2 separate regions of the Homo sapiens genome follow, and region 2 is linked to region 1. A link is a loop called in an ENCODE intact Hi-C map of the cell type or tissue named here. Cell type or tissue: IMR-90. All regions are shown on one strand. Each heading gives the region's core, and the rest is flanking DNA. Links, peaks and the distances in the headings are about the cores only.

What was found. A loop is a pair of places that touch in the nucleus more often than their neighbours do. Peaks named below come from ENCODE experiments on the same cell type or tissue, not always from the same donor. Only the 100,000 strongest peaks of a DNase experiment are listed, where the experiment ranks them.
Region 2: it touches region 1 in a loop (4-fold over the local background); 22 of 110 quality-filtered maps call a loop at or near these places.

What each region holds. Positions count from the first base shown.
Region 1 is chr5:115,256,569-115,259,489 of GRCh38, reverse strand. The region is part of intron 1 of PGGT1B (protein geranylgeranyltransferase type I subunit beta); the gene reads left to right. Among named protein-coding and RNA genes, the nearest start is that of PGGT1B, 4.8 kb to the left of the region's middle. In IMR-90, for the core only: no CTCF peak of the experiment used is centred there; a DNase peak (open chromatin) is centred at 1,339.
Region 2 is chr5:113,611,053-113,613,973 of GRCh38, reverse strand. No RefSeq gene overlaps it. Among named protein-coding and RNA genes, the nearest start is that of YTHDC2, 99 kb to the right of the region's middle. In IMR-90, for the core only: a CTCF peak has its summit at 1,794 (motif pointing left); no DNase peak of the experiment used is centred there.

The DNA.
Region 1 (2,921 bases), core at 330-2,829:
TCTTGGTCTCTTGGCCTTGTGATCCGCCCGCCTCGGCCTCCCAAAGTGCTGGGATTACAGGCGTGAGCCACCGTGCCCGGCCCCCTTATCTTAAATATATCACAGTCTAGCAGTACATCTTTCAAAGTGTAGTGGTGGGAGACTCTAAGTAATGGCTTGTATGTGCTTTCAAAAATGCACATACCTGGGCCCCTTCCCAGACCTTCATTGGATTCTGTGTGGGCCTTGGGAGTCTGCATTATAACACGCATCTCAGGTGGTTCTAAAGCAGGCTAAAGTTAGAGACTGTTTGCCTTATAGGAGAAACAAATATGCAGTTATTACAGCAGTGATTCCCAACTCTAATGTGTATGTGAATCACTTGGGGATCTTGTTAAAATGCAGATTCTGATTGCATAAGCCTGGGTCATTGTATTTTTAGATGAATACTCCTGTGCATCCCAGTCCTCTGTAAAGTTATTAACTCTTAATAGAGTGTCTGTATGGTGTTTTACGTGTAGGAGCAGCAGAGAACGTCTAAGGTCTTAGAAATTTACTTTATGGGAACTGTAAATCTAATGGTAGGCGAAAGAGCTGCGGTGTTGCATGAAGCAGCCTGTTAAAGTATATTGCAATAGCTGAGGAGTGTGATGCTGAGTGTGAGCCGGAGATGCTGCATTTCTGACAAGTGCCCAGATGATTTTGTTATGGCTAATCCCCTGACTAGACAAAATGATTGTGATATTCTGAGGGCATTCTGGAAGTACCTAAGTAGCTCAGCCTGAAGAGAGACAGGGACTAGAGAAGGCTTCTTGGAAGAAGTAATCCCAAAGCTAAATCTTAAAGAATGTGTTCCAGTGTTTTGTTGTTGTTGTTGTTGCAAATGGACAATAAGAAGAATAAAGCTGGAGAAGTGAGTGTTGAGCAGAAAACTTCAATTAGTTCTCTAGTAGTGGTTCAAAATGTAAAGGGATATGGTAGGAATGTAATCTGAAGAGGTAGGCATGCATCAGATCATGGAAAGCTTTGTGTGCTTGTCTAGAAACATGAGTTGGATATCATGTAAGTGACAGGAATAGTCATATATATAGTCATATATCACATGGTACAGGACCAGAACCAGGGAGACCAATGAGGACACTCATGTGGTAGTCCAGGAGAGAGATGCTGAGGCAGTGAAGTAGGGCTAGAAAAGAGGGGATGAAGAAAAAGAAGGAGTCCCAGGATTCTTGAATTGGAACTGCTATCTGGTCTGGATAATAAAAGGCAAAAGGAGCCAGTTGAGAAAGGAAGAAGATGATTCATGTAATAGCACTTAACATGTAACCTCCTTAAGGTTAGGAAGCTTTATTCATTTTTGTGGTGACATCTAGTCTGTAGTAGGTGTTCAGTAGATGTTTCTTATTGAAAAAGTATGATAGTAGAAAAACTATTTTACAAGTTAAATAATTCCACAGATATGTGACTGTACTTAAAAGTATTTACCAGTTGAATCAGCCATTGAAAAATAATTATAAATGAAGAATAATGCTTAAAATTCCAGAATTCATGCAGTCTTTCAGTCATTTGTTTCGAAGTATTATGGCAGCATCTATGTGCTAGTATTTTAACTTCATGATTAAGTCTAATGTATCATCTAAGGCTCTCTCTTCACTGACATGGTTATCAATTTTATTTGTGTTCTTATTTCTTAATGTAGATGCTTATTTATAATTTTAGATGCAATATGATGTAGTCATAGGCCCATCTGGTATCTAGGCAGGAATGTAGTCCATTGTTTAAGACACTTGTTTAAGACACTTGGTAAAGGATGGGGTTGCACCAGAAAGGGTCAGGACAAGGGATCCAAAGTTTGGGAATCTAGTCAACTCTCATAAATTAGTGTTTTCAGTATATTTCTTATATCAGTATGACTAAGTTCTTTTTTCCACTGTCCAGACTATAGACTGTTTTTCATTCTTTTTTTTTTTTTTTTTTTTTGAGATGGAGTTTTGCTATTGTTGCCCAGGCTGGAGTGCAATGGCACGATCTCGGCTCACTGCAACCTCAGCTCACTGTAACCTCCACCTACTGGGTTCAAGTGAGTCTCCTGCCTCAGCCTCCCTAGTAGCTGGGATTACAGGTGCCCACCACCACGCCTAGCTGACTTTTTGTATTTTTAGTAGAGATGGAGTTTCATCATGTTGGCCAGGCTGGTCTCGAGTTCCTGACCTCAGTTGATCCACCCGCTTTGACCTCCCAAAGTGCTGGGATTGCAGGAGTGAGCCACTGCGCCCATCCTTCTTGTTGTTCTTATTTAATCTTTGGGGTATGCGTGTCTTAAGCCTGGAATATTTGACATCTTTTGGAGACACTTAGGTTAACCCTCTTGTCTGTGAATTGATTCTTTGGTAAAGCAACTTGATTGGGGGTTGGGGGATGTTACTTTTTCATCCTTGTAAGATAAACTTCTTATACATATTGTTCAGAGTGAGAGAAGAGGGGTGAACAGAAAGATATTGTTTGCTTATTTACACTTCTCAGGCTGCAGATTCAGATTGAGTTCTAGGGAAAAGAAGAAACAGAATAAACAGATATTCTCTGAAAGAAGTAAAAAAGTAAAAATAACTTCATTGGCTTGATTTTAGGTGCGTGTGTTCGCACAATTACCCCTCTATACACCTGTGCTGAGTCAGGTTGCCCAGCAGTTTATTCCCAAGTAGAAGTCATCTAGGAACCATAAAACCCTACATTATACTATTTCTCTGGGAGGCCCACAGCCCAAAATTCCTTTGTGTTTTTTGTGGCTTGTTTTAATTCTCTCTCTTTCAGTTTTAGGACTACTTGAGAATTCTGATGTGATTGGAAGAGGAATGGTTTCCCAGACTATTTTAAAGGAGGCCAGATATTTGCCCCAAAGTGACTTATTGGTTCTGTCTGCCAAGCATTTCTGATGGGACCTC
Region 2 (2,921 bases), core at 254-2,753, 1.6 Mb after region 1:
CCTGCTTTAAGGAAGTGTATAAATACTGAACTCCTGAAAACCTCTCTGAAAAACAATCAGAGAAGAACATATGTCTATGGCTTATTTTTTCGCAGAATACCCTAAAGCTGGCTTAATAAATCTAGATAGTTGAGACTGTTACAGTAGGTAGCTAGTCAGGTGTATTAGTTCGTTTTCATGGTGCTGGTAAAGACATACCTGAGACTGAGCAATTTACAAAAGAAAAAGGTTTAATTGGACTTACAGTTCCATGTGGCTAGGGAAGCCTCACATCATGGCAGAAGGCAAGGAGGAGCAAGTCATATCTTAACTGGATGGCAGCAGGCAAAAAATGAGGGAGCGTGTGCAGGAGAATACCTCTTTTTAAAACCATCAGATCTCGTGAGACTTACTCACTATCACAGGAACAGCATGGGAAAGATTTGCCCCCATGATTCAATTACCTCCCACCTGGTCTCTCCCACAACACGTGGGAATTCAAGATGAAATCTGGGTGGGGACACAGCCATGAGGCACGAGCAGGGCAAGAGAGGGCTCCCCTAACCACCACCAGGAATGCCAGGCAACCATCAGGTGATGGTCAGGCAGTTTGTCACATGGCCTCTCCAAAATGATAATTGGTCACAGCCTCTGCCAGAGAAAGGCAGTTTCCCATTAGATAAAAACAACTGAAACTGGAGATCAGCAGCTTCCCAATAAGATCTCAGGAATTGGGTGAGTGGGCTCAAACATATGCATTAAGAGGCAAAATGGTGCAAATTAACTGGTATATGACTTTCTGGGGGCATTCCTCTGGAAAACGGAAGACTGCATCAGGTGAGCATGCTTACAACTCCAGTAAACATACTGCACATACTCACCTCCCAAGTGCTAGCAGCACCACACATGTGGGCAGCTCACCCCAAGGGAAGAATCAAGGTAAAAGGGAGGCAAGACACTGGCAGCATATAAAACCCTAAGTCCAAGGTCAAACAGGGCACTTTACCTCCAACATTCCCACTTGACCCTCTTCCAAGTGTACTTTACTTTCTTTTCATTCCTGCTCTGAAACTTGCCTTGGTCTTTTCTTCTGCCTTATGCCCCTTAGTTGAATTCTTTCTTCTGAGGAGTCAAGAACTGAGGCTGCTGCAGACCCACACAGATTATCCAACAGTAACTGTGATATTCACCATTGATAACAAGACTTTTGCCTCAGTCACTCATTCCTGTTATCATAATACGTACATCTATATAGGGTTACCTTTGGCCCTCAAAATAACATACTGCACTTAAGAAATGTCTAAAGCTAACCAGGAAAGGGGAGAGGGGAGGCTTATGTCAGAGAAAAGCGGCTTTCTTTGCAAACTCTTCCCTAAGTAAAGCTCTCTTTAGCATTATCAGGATCCCAAGAGAAGGATCAGATTTTCAGTCATGGTCAGTTTTAACTGAAATATATGTGTCTCAGAGCCAAAGGCATCTAAAGTCCACAACCAGCACCACCCCCAGTCTCTCAGCTAGCCAGAGGTGCATCCTAAAGTGATTTGGGGTTGAAAGAGGAGAGCCCAGACTCCAGGTGCTCCTTCCCCTCAGGGCATCCTTTCCATTTTTTCAAAGGGGTTTTTTTTCCAGTCAAGGCTCTCTCTTAAACTTTTGGGAACGCAGTTCCTCATGTGTAAGACAAGGAGAAGGAATATGCAGTTTCTAAAATTCCTTCCTTCCCTCAAATGGTTTTGAAGAGGTTTCGTTTAAACCACTGAGCTATTTCAATTCATATCAATGAAGCTTATGATTGGTGCATGAAAACACGTACAATATCACCATCTAGCGGATAAAAGGTAGTAATACTAGTGACAATTAATGCAGACAAATGAGTGAACTTTCAAAAGGAGAAAGCAATTATATAGAACTTTCCAGAGAGTATTTCTCAATTTTTTGTAGATTGTAGACCTCTTGGAGAAGTTATGGACCCTCCCACCGCCAAAAATGCGAAATGCATATACCTCAAATTTCTGCACACAATTTTAGACAATATATGACCCTTGAATCATATGCATGGGCCACAGTTTAACAACTTCCACTTTATACATTATTTCAATCACTAGGCAAATGAAAAAGGATCCTATAATCAGCAGGGATCAGTAAATGCTGTAGCACATCTATTGTCTTTAAAAAAAAAAATCTAACCATAATTGAAACCCCTTTCCTATTGTGGAGGTTACTGCATTGTATCAGGGTTGGTGAGAAGTAGGGTTCTACCTGACATGGCAGAAGAGGCCTGCCTGATTTTCTTTGGCCAGAAAAGCACCCGCTTATCTGGTCATTTGCTCCAATCAGACTTTGATTCTTGAAAGGGTGGTGCAAAGATAGAGGGAAGGATGAAAAGTGTTTGAAGAGCTCTATAGTGTCTAATGGCAGCAAAGCCAGGGATAAGGTCCTGGCCTGACCCTTCCTTGGCTAAAATTCCATCTTCCCACACCCCTGCCTATTTCAATATCTAGTTCTTCAATCTCGTTAATTCTGTGAATGGCTTGACATCCTTCCAATAAGTCCCTTTACTGCTTAGCTCAGAATTAATTTACAATGAACTTTTTGATTGACACACATACCAAATTCTTAAAGATGACCAGAAAGATAACTGCCATTAAATATAACATATTTTATCATTAGAATTTTTTGACATCTCACACAATTTTGGAACATATATTAACATTATCCACTAAAATATAACCTGAAGATGATTTAACATCATTTTGGCAATCTCATATACCTAAACCTGTTAAATAATCCTGTTTTTCTCTCTTTTCTGGACACTCCAGGGTCCCTTCTGGAGCCTCCGAAAAGCCAAGTATCACGAAAGACAATTTTGAAACTGAGGTTTGATTTTGGAAAACCTGGTAAATATGTTACAGGTTTAAAATATTGATGTTATGAAATAGAATTCT